Linked DNA regions of Homo sapiens: region 2 is linked to region 1. The links are chromatin loops, found by intact Hi-C in ENCODE. Cell type or tissue: B cell. All regions are shown on one strand. Links, peaks and the distances in the headings refer to the core of each region. The heading gives the core; the rest is flanking DNA.

The links. A loop is a pair of places that touch in the nucleus more often than their neighbours do. Peaks named below come from ENCODE experiments on the same cell type or tissue, not always from the same donor. Only the 100,000 strongest peaks of a DNase experiment are listed, where the experiment ranks them.
Region 2: a loop joins it to region 1, with 37 times the contacts of the local background. A loop is called at or near these places in 15 of 110 quality-filtered maps.

The regions. Positions count from the first base shown.
Region 1 is chr19:34,924,280-34,929,655 of GRCh38, forward strand. It overlaps ZNF30 (zinc finger protein 30), which reads left to right and starts at 2,624. Exons shown (of 5, transcript NM_194325.3): 1 at 2,624-2,937. ZNF30-AS1 (ZNF30 antisense RNA 1) reads right to left here and starts at 2,547. Exons shown (of 3, transcript NR_110749.1): 1 at 2,450-2,547. In B cell, for the core only: no CTCF peak of the experiment used is centred there; a DNase peak (open chromatin) is centred at 2,592; H3K4me3 peaks cover 1,133 bases; H3K27ac peaks cover 862 bases.
Region 2 is chr19:34,770,275-34,775,650 of GRCh38, forward strand. ZNF599 (zinc finger protein 599) reads right to left here and starts at 2,941. Exons shown (of 4, transcript NM_001007248.3): 1 at 2,550-2,941. The coding sequence starts at 2,567. It overlaps LOC124904696 (a long non-coding RNA gene), which reads left to right and starts at 3,073. Exons shown (of 2, transcript XR_007067234.1): 1 at 3,073-3,420; 2 at 3,993-4,415. RefSeq lists a silencer at 2,592-2,651 and an enhancer at 2,762-2,871. In B cell, for the core only: no CTCF peak of the experiment used is centred there; a DNase peak (open chromatin) is centred at 2,967; H3K4me3 peaks cover 1,340 bases; H3K27ac peaks cover 765 bases; H3K27me3 peaks cover 381 bases.

The DNA of each region.
Region 1 (5,376 bases), core at 142-5,141:
CAAAAAAAAAACCCTATGATTTAAAAATTTCTTTGACATTCTAAGTATTCTACTAATCTATTTTATTTCTACCCACCATGGAACCCACATTTCCCTCTGCAAAATACAAATTTCTATTGTATTCACCCCTCACCCCTGAACATAAATTTATCCTCCCAAACAAATTTCTGCCCAGATGACATTTTGACGGCTATTTACACATCCCCATCTCAGAGAGCACATTGTACATAATTTGGCCCTTAATGCAGCCTCTATGAAAAGTCCTTTAATCAGGGGACTAGATGAGTCCTTATTTGTCTTGAATGTCTCTAGTTCCTCCAGGACAGAAGTGATCAGTGACCACAGCCAGTTCAGGAATCACAGGATATTGCAAATTTGTCTCCGATTGACATGAATTGGGTGGATTCTCACTCCAGGTCTATCACCTTCTTATTTGTTAATGAAATATTTGTCTTCAGACATTGTAATAGATACCCAATGAGTTTCAGAGGGTTTGAAAATGAACACTTTAGACATGAATAGCCTATATGGTGAACTTACAGAGGCAAAGCGACTGGTCAACAAACAGCTGCTCTACCAAAAAAGCCTGGAGTTACAAAGCAGATGAACATTTTTGCAGAGCTGGAAACTAATTCCAATAAGGCTAAAAACTTGCTACTGCTGGTAGGGAAAATCCTAACTATTGACAGTCAAATGCTTTTGATGCGAGGCTACTTAGGTTGATGTTGATAAGAGAAAAGTTCCCTTGTCCCCCTGGCAGGGCGTGCGATGGGGGTGTGGCTCGCTTCTTCAGTGTCCCGCTGCTCAAACCTCCAGGGGAGTATACAGACGGGCGGGCTGTGGGGCTCTGACCCCATGGCAGTGTCTAGGGGTGAATGTTTATAGCTGAAGCCCCAGTGGGCGTGTTACAGGATGCTCTTTAGCTGTCCGCAGGCGGCTTATGTTAGTCAATTCAATTAGATCCCTGCGTTATCGCAAGGACAGAGGGCTTTCATATCCCGGGGTTCCTGTCTTGGTGTACCAGAAGAATCAGATCACACATGGGCTTGGAGGATGACTGCAGGGTTTTGAGTGGAAGTAGCTCTCAACAGTTGGGGGAGCCAGAAGGGAAATGGTTTTCCCCTGGAATCGGGCTGCTCCGCAGCACCGGCTCTCCTTGGACTGCCCCAGCCAAACTCCGCGTCCTTCTGGTGGGTGGCCTGCCCGCGTGCCAGCGTCTGTCATGTCTTCTTCCGCCAACATGTTCCTCTGGATGTCCAGCGGCTTGTGTGTCTGCTTGCTAGGGTCTCAGAGTATTTATAGGGACAGGATGGGGGCGGGAACAGGATGGGGGCGTGGCAGGCCAGGGTGGTCTTGGGAAACGCAACATTTGGGCAGGAAAACAAAAATGCCTGCCCTCACCTAGGTCAGTTGGCACAGGGCCAGGGGTGGAGCCCTAGCCAGGGACCACACCCTCCTGTACCCAGCACCTCCCTTTCCCCCTTCCATATCATTTAAAGGGACCCCGCCCTTCCCTCCCCAGCACTCCCCTTCCCCACCTCCTTATCAATGTCATCACCCTGGACTGACTCCAGGAATCACTGTAATGTGGGCTTAATAAGAACAGAGCTCGGCTGGCCGCGGTGGCTCACCCTGTCATCCCAGCACTTTGGGAGGCTGAGGCGGGTGGATCGCTTGAGCCCAGGAGTTCGAGACTAGCCTGGGCAAGATGGCAAAACCCCATTTCTACAAAAAATATACAAAAATTAGCCAGGTGTAGTGGCGCGCCCCTGTAGTCTCAGCTACTCTGGAGGCCGAGGTGGGAGAATCACTTGAACCTGGGAGGCAGAGGTTACAGTAAGCCGAGATAGCGCCACTGCATTCCAGTCTGAGCGACAGAGGGAGACCCTGTCTCAAAACAAAACAAAAACAAAACAAACAAAAAGCGGAGCTGACAGTCAAGGTGAATTTCACGTTTGCCTGTATTCAGTTTTAGCATTACATAAACCAAAAGAAGAATGCCATAAAGGCTACAGGCAGCTAATACAGAGAGGTGTTACTGGAAAAGGAACCAGAAAGAGTAAATATCTCCTAAACGTATGATGGGACAGAAAGATAAATGCCTATTACATATAGTTAATATCTGTTTGATTAGCCTTATTTACATTCTCCTTTTAAAAGGTCTTACATTTAGCATCTTAGATAGAACCCACAAAATTTAAATATTTAATAGAAACTTAAAATTCCTGTATCAGAGGACAGAAATATATTTTTCTCACACGTGATTAGTCTAATTGCCACTATTAATCCTATTAATATTCTGTTAAATAATAGCATTTCTGTAGCGAAAAGCAAACAGTACGGAAAGATAATTTCAAACACCTAGTTTTCATATTTTTGTGTTAAAGTAATAACATATTTTGGTATAGATTATCATTTTTTGTTTGTTTTTGTTTTTGCTTTTTCTGACCTGGTGTGTTAATGCCCTGGGTTGGCCCTCTAAGAAGCTGGCCACCTACTTCGGGCCTCAGGTGTCAGACGCCCCAGCTTCGAGGTCTATGGCTCCCAGCAACTCGAGCGCCTGCGCCTGCGCATTCTCAGCCGGACGGGAGCGCCCAGAAGTCTCCGGGCGCCGGTGGGCGGCCTTGTGGACTGCGCCGGGCATGCTCGGCGGTGTGACGGCTCAGGACTGCATTTCCCAGAGGCTGCAGCTATCCGGCCAATGTAGCCTGAAACTACATTTCTCAGCGGCCACTGGAACGACCTCAATCTCTGCCTCCTCGCCAGTTCATTGTGGTCGTTGACCCGGCAGCGAGCTTTGGAGTTCATCGAGGGAGAAGTCAGCGCCCAGCTCCGAGGTTGGAGCAGCCCCGCCGGGCAACTTGAATTTCTGCAAACGAACACAGCACCGGGAGCTCTGCAGACCTGTGTCGGCGCGGAACCCGGACTGAGACATGCGTGAGCGTTGGGTGGACCGGGCGAGGATCCCGGGCCGGCGAGTGCGGGAGCGGCAGGGCAGGGAGGGTGCGTCGGCCGGGGCCGGTGTGCATCCGCGAAGACTGGGTGCATGGCCTCCATGCGAACCTGAGCTATTAATATTTGTTACTATTTTGGATAAAATCACTGTAATTGATTTATGTAAAGGAGCAAAAGACTCTTCAACTCTCAGTTTAAAAAGGAAACGATAGTTATGATACCTTTTGCATGCAGCGGGAAGAAATGGGATTGCCAGGAAGCCTCTTCTTGTTTGGAAAAAACTGTATAAAGTATTTACACCTTTTAAAGATGAGAGCAATGTCATCTGAAAATTATCAGTGCAGGGAAAAGGACTTCAAAGGATCTGTTGTGCAGATTACTTAACTAATGACAAAATTATGTAAGAAAGGAGAGCAAGATGACAGCTGTAAACATTTCCATCAATCTCCATATTGCACAGAAATAGGACCCAGCTTTTTCTTAAGGTTCTTCAATTTTGCATTATCCCACAGCAGTAGCTCTCTCTCTCTAGCTGCTAGGGGACAGAGGAAATTGAAATGTCAGAGAATCTTTTCTGTTGGTTTTTTATTTGTTTGTTTTTAAAGAAGAGTTGCTCTTAATTTTTTAGTTAGAATTAAAAGAAAGCATGCCAGAGAAACTTACGTTTTAAGTAAAAAGTGGAAACAGGTCGGGTGCCATGGCTCATGCCTGTAATCCCAGCACTTTGGGAAGCTGAGGCGGGTGGATTGCCTGAGCTCAGGAGTTCGAGACCACCAACATGGCAACATGGTGAAACCCCGTCTCTACTAAAAATATAAAAATTAGCCAGGCATGGTGGCGTGCGCTTGTAGTCACAGCTACTTGAGAGGCGGAGGTGGGAGAAGTGCTTGAAGCTGGGAGGCGGCGGAGGTTGCAGTGAGTGGAGATGGCACCACCGCAATCCAGCCTGGGCGACAGAGCGAGATCCCTTCTCTAAAAAAAAAAAAATATATATATATATATATATATATATATATATATAGATAGATAGATAGATAGATACATAAATTAAATTAAGTGGAAACAAGTGTTTAATTAAAATGAAATAAAGGATGTATAATGTTTACGTAATAACTCCAATGCAGTAGTGCCCCCTTAATCGGCAGTTTCACTTTCTTCACTTTGTTACCCTCAGTCAACCATGATCTGAAAATAGGTGATTTTGGTACAATAAGATATTTTGAGAGAGAGGGGCCATGTTCACATAACTTTTATTACAGTATGCTATTATAGTTGTTCTATTTTATTATTAGTTATTGCTATTACTCAATTATGGTGGCCGGGTGCGGTGGCTCACGCCTGTAATCCCAGCACTTTGGGATACTGAGATGGGTGGATCAATTGAGGTCAGGAGTTCGAGACCAGCCTGGCCAACATGGTGAAACCCTGTCTCTAGTAAAAATACAAAAATTAGCCAGGCGTGGTGGTGGGCACCTGTAATCCCAGCTACTTGGGAGGCTCCCAGGAGGTGGAGGTTGCAGTGAGCCAAGATCACACCACTGCACTCCAGCCTGGGCAACAGAGTGAGACCCTGTCTCAAACAAACAAACAAACAGAAAAATAAAAATCTCTTATGGTGCCTAATTTATAAATTAAACTTAATCATAGGTGTGTATGTATAAGAAAAAACATAGTATATATGGGGTTCCGTCAGACATCTACTGAGGATCTTAGAGTGTATCTCCCCCCTGTGGATAAGAGGGAGCTACCATAGTAAGAGCTAACTCGGCTGCGCGCGGTGGCTCACGCCTGTAATCCCAGCACTTTGGGAGGCTGAGGCGGGCGGATCACGAAGTCAGGAGATGGAGACCATCCTGGCCAACATGGTGAAATTCCGTCTCTACTAAAAATACAAAACTTAGCTGGGCGTGACTATGCGCCTGTAGTCCTAGCTACTCGGGAGGGAGGCAGAGGCAGGAGAATCACTTGAATCTGGGTGGCGTAGGTTGCCGTGAGCCAAGATGGCGCCACTGCACTCACTCCAGCCTGGGTGACAGGGCGAGACTCCGTCTCAAAAAATAAAACAAAACAAAACAAAACAAAAGAGCCAACTCATGTTAAGCAAGTATTCTATTAACTTTTGGGGTGGGTTTTCTTATTCTTCAGGACAACCACATGTTGGAGCTGATACTCCTATTACTATTTTAGTGATGAGAAAACTGAGCCATATTAGTAACTGCCTGATCATTTTCTCCTATGTTCTCTACCTCCCGTGTCTTGACCAACCTCAGATTTATACTGTCACCATTAAAGAAGCTCTGGATTGGGTGATATGGACTCTTTCTTAGGCTTAGAACGTGGGAATGGAGTGAGGAGAATCTGTTCAAGAGAAGACTGTGCAACCCAATTTGAGACCTAGATCAACATTCCCAAAATGGGGGC
Region 2 (5,376 bases), core at 143-5,142, 150 kb before region 1:
AGAAGCAGGATTTGAACCCACATCCCTCGGGTCCAGGATCTATGGGTGTAACCCCTGTACTCCTCCATCACCACAGTGAATCCACAGTGACAAGGGCTAAAAATACTTCCTACAATTTTTACAGTTAAAACAATTTCAGCCACTCCTGAAAATATTGCCAGAGGTATGGAAGGAAGAGCAGAGCCTTCCTTTGCCTCATAGAAGAGGCACCTGAAGAGGTGCCAACTGCCTAGGGCTTGGGAGAGCTCAAACAAAGTTTCCCTGCCCTCAGGCAGCTGGGACTTGTAGACTCCCTGGAATATCCCACAATGAGCGCCAACCTGTTCTTTTTCTTCCTGAGCCACGGTTAGCACATTTCCCTTAGGTACAGGTAACACAAGTGGCCAAGGGCAATGCAGGCTGTGGCTCTAAGAACCTGGCAGCTGCCTTAAGCACCACGTCTGTCCTGGGTGAGAATGGGATGTTGGCATGATGATCATCAGATGATCACACAAGACACGTCAGCAGGTGACAAGCCTTGGTGTCACTCTATGTCTCCTCATGCCTCTGCCTTTGTCCATGCAGTTCCCTTTGCCGGGAAGGTTCCCCAAAGACCCCTTCATTCCAATGTCCACCTGCTAGAGAGAGGCCTGCACCTTCCCCTTGCAAAGTGTACTTCAGCTGTCGCCCCCAGGGATCTCCAATCCACTGTGGGTGAAATATTGGTTAAAAATGTAAGCTTCTGGCTGGGCACGTCGGCTCATGCCAGTAAGTACTTTGAGAGGCCAAAGTGGGAAGACTGTTTGAGTTCAGGAGTTCGAGGCCAGCCTGGGCAACACAGTGAGCCCATCTCTACAAAAAATAAAAAAAATTAGCTGGGTGTGGTGGCACACACCGATAATCCTAGCTACTCAGGAGGCTCAGTGGGGAGGATTGCTAGTGAGCTGCGATGGGGCCACTGCACTCCAGTGTGAGCAACAGAGCTAGACCCTCTTTCAAAAAAAATAAATAAATAAAAAATGTAGGCTTTTATGCTCGACATACTGGATTGTTTCTGTTACTTATGAGCTATGCAACCTTGGGTAGTTAATCTGAGTCTCCGGTTCCTCTTCTGTAAAGAAAGGAAAATGAAAGAATTTTACTCTGAGAAGAAGGGCGTTAAATAAGGTAATACACAGAAACTGCCTCTCAGCACATTATCAATGCGCTCAGTGAAGACCAGCTACTATTTGTTGCTGTTAGTATTTTTCCTATTTGCTCCTGTCGCACCCTAGGAGAGCTCAATGCAGCACACATCCAGGAGCAGCCTTGCAGAGATCTGGCGACAATGTGACAGAGAAAATCGTCCAATGAGCTTGGCATGTGCAGGAGAGAAGAATGGCAGGGGGAGTGTCCTGGTGGATTGGGCAGTGACTTTGCAGCCATGGTGGGGTATGGGGTGGGGTTGGGTTAGATGAAATCTAAGTAGGATGGGAGCCCCAGAGGATAGAATCTCATTCATTAATCACTTATCGACTAAGTGGTACAGGCCCAGAACAGAATAGTTTTGGGCCTGGGGATGAAAAACAGAACAGAAGCTGACATTCTGGGGTTGGGGGACAGATCCTCAGCAATAAACAATCAAGATAAAGTCAGAAGACTCTAGAAAACAACACAAGAGTGAGAAGACCACAAAGACTGGGAGAGACTTTACATGATGCAACCAGGGAAGCTCTCTCTGAAGAGACCCTGGAACAAGGTTAGATTGAAGTTAGAGAACAGACCAGGTGAGGAAAAATGAATAGACAACTCCTGAAGGTGATCAGAGCTACGAGGAGTAAACAGTGTGACATGCTGGAGAGTAACTTGGGGCCTTATGTGCTCACACTCCAAGAGACATACATTCATGTACACTGTCATTAATGAATATTGTGCTGGATTTGCTTTTCAAATACAAGAGCATGTGTTAAACAGAAGCACGGATTCACTGCTGTTAGGCGGCAAGCCAGATTCATTTGTAATAAACAGACGGCATCTGCAAAGATAAATCCAATGAGCTTCTTGTCTTCTAGCCTCCTGCCAAAAATGCTGCTCCCGCCTCACCTCTTGCCCTCGAGGCTCTCATTCCCTCTCCCAGCTTTTGGTAGGGCCAGACTTCCGCTGGAATGATCCCCTAAAACAACAGCAGGACCTAGAGAGTCCTTCTTCAAAGACGGCACCTAGAGTGATGCTCTCCGAGCAGTGAAAGACAGGACCCACGTCACAAGCGTACCCTCTCCAGCTCCCTCCACAGAGAAAATTACTGAGACTCGCATTTTAGACCCGAGGGAATGGAGGCCGAGGGCAGCGAGGCGACAGCTCCAGGTTAGAGCCAGAGACAGGGACCTCTCCTTACAACTCCTGTCCTGGATTCAGGACCCTGGGTAGGAAGTGATTAGCCCTGCCCTCTCACCTCACCCTCTCCCGGGATCTCCATAACCTAGGGCATCAAAAGGGAGAAGCACAGAGTCCCGGCATCCGCCGTATTACAGCGGATGGGTGCATGCGGGCGGTGACCCGAGCTCGCGCGGGCTGCGGAACCCTCCACTCACCAACGCCGGCGCCGCCATGGGCCCAGGGGGCTGGGTGAGGCCGTGAGAGTCGGCGAGGAAGCCGGTCCTGCGGGCTCGGCCGACCCCGGGCTCCGGCTCTGGGCTGCGAGGGACCTCAGTCCCCGCCGTCGTGTAAAATGCACACAAGGTTCGCGGCGCCGCCTCTGCGCGCCGTGAGGACACAGGGCTGTCGCCAAGGCCCCAGGAAGGGTTTTGCAGACGCTTGTGGGGGTGGGATCGCGGCTGACATAAAAGCGTGTAAGTGGGTCCTATCCTCCTCACTGTCCGTCTCTACTCGGTCTCGAAAAGTGGCCCCTGTCTGGCGTTCTACCCAGTGTAGCGTTGGCAACCACAGCAGCCGCAACCTAACGGCGGACGAAGACTGGACGCCGGAAGTCCCGCCCACGCCGCTACGGGAACGCCCCTCTGCGCCTTCCGTCTATGGCTTGGGGTCGGCTTCCGTCCCTTGTAGCACTGCCTTCTGGGTAATGTAGTTTGACGGAATCCGGGTGGTACCTGGAGCGCACTTTCTGTTCTCGGTGAGGCGGCTTCTCAAGGCTCCCAAGAAAGGGATTGGCTTCACCTCTTCTTAAAGGAGAGGCACACAGAGTTCCGTGGAAATTATCTGAGGCAATGACCCACTCTCAAATGTCTCTACCAGGCAACTCACGCCTTGACTTTCCTCCCTGTGTATCCCTGCGCCAGCAGTTCATCTCTCTGAGCCTTGAGATGGAGATTCCTAAGGAAAATGAAGATAATTATTTAATATGATAATATTAAAATTTCCCCTATCAGTAATTTTCAGATGACATCAGCATTACCTGCGAATTTGTTACCAATGCAAGTTCTTAGTCCCCACCCACTGAATCAGGTACTCTGGGGGGTGGGACCCAGCCCTCTGCTTAACTTGTCCAGGAAAAGTGGATGCTGCAAAACATTTGAGAACCAGACTCTTTAAATTCCAGTAAATAAATGAGACAAAGCCACCTGTTTGGTGGGAAGTAACTAAGAATTGCTTAGCACTGGGCCTGGAACATACCGATAAGAACATAAGAGCTATTGCTGTCATTATTAATATTCTGTATTATTGGCAACATCATCACAATACACTGCTAGGGGAGGGTCTGAGATACTTCTTTGCAGACTCTGATATTTGTCAAAACAAATACGTTGACTGATTCAACAGGAGCCTCATGAATACTGTTTAAATTTTACATAATAATACGTTGCAGCATTTGGCGTATGCATCTTTTTAAAACGGTATATGCAGGAGGGTTTCCTAATATACAGGTAGACCTATTGCCCAAGGGATACTTTCTTACATGATTCAAAACTTAGGATCACTGAGACTAATTACCTGCAGCCCTAAGGGAAGAGTGGAGTTGACATGGTTTCTAGTTTGTGATGTAAGATGGCGTGTCACTGTTCATCTCTAATTCACAGCAACCAGGATCTGACCCCTCCCCATCTGCCCCTCCAGCCCCCAGGGAAGCCAGAACCAGGCACAAACCAGATGGCCCAGCTTATGCCCAGCAACTCAGGGTCACCAGATCTTGTCTCATCAAGACACTTTCAGCCCACCACCCAAACCTGTAGCCCACATGAAGAGGGCAATAATCCTGGACACTGTGAAAAGTAAAAGCATTACATCCAAAGAGGCATCCCCAGGATGGAGCAGAAATAAGAAAACATAATGAAGACACAATTTTGCAATCACTTCTGCCTATATTCCATGGCCTACAAACCACTCAAATAGCTCCACATGTAAGAGAAGCCAGGATGTGCTGTCCTCCAGAGCATCCAGAAAGAGATAATGGGACTGATAAGTCCTTGGCCATTTTCTAGTAAAATCTATTAATTTAGTCATCAGATTTCCATTCTATTATTTATCCTATACATTCTACACTCTCACATGCTTCTTAATGCGAGAAGCCAAAATCTGCATGCAGTCTCTGACCTCATCTGAATGTTAAGATCTCAGGGTGATATGTTATGCATCTAGTCCAGATTTTGGGTGGGGATGCAGCCAAACCATATAATATTATGGGGCCTGTTGGGAGGTGACTGGATCGTGAGGGTAGATTTCTCATGAATGATTTGATGCCATCCCCTTGGTGCTATTCTTGAGATAATGAGTTTTCTCAAGATCTGACTGTTTAAAAGTGTGTGGCATCTTCCCCTCACTCTCTCTTGCTCCTGCTCTCACCATGTGCTACACTGGCTCCCCCTTTGCCTTGCACCATGATTGGAAGCTTCCTGAGGCCTCACCAGAAATTGAGCAGATGCTAGTGCTATGCTTCCTGTACAGCCTGCAGAACTGTGAGCCAAGTAAACCTCTTTTCTTTGTAAATTACCCAGTCTGGGGTATTCCTTCGTAAATTACCCAGTCTCAGGTTTTCCTTTACAGCAAAGCAAGAACAACCTAACACATTTACCAACTTATGAATGGATAAACAAAATGTGATATATCCTTATAACAGATTATTCAGCCATAAGAAAAGACTGCAGTGCTGATATACAATACAGCATGGAGGAACACTGAAAACATGTAAGTGAAAAAATCAGCTACAAAATAACCACACAGTATATAATTCCATGTATATGAAGTGTGCAGGATAGGCAACTCTATAGAGGTTGAAGGTAGATTAGTGATTGCTTAGGGATGGTGGGTAGTGGTGGGACAGCCGATTGATATCTAAGGGATATGGAGTTTCTTTGTGAAGTGATGAAATGTTTTAAGAATAACTGTGGGGGATAGTTGCACATATATTTAAATATGTTAAAACCACTGAATTATGTATTTTGAACGTGTGATTTATATGGTAAG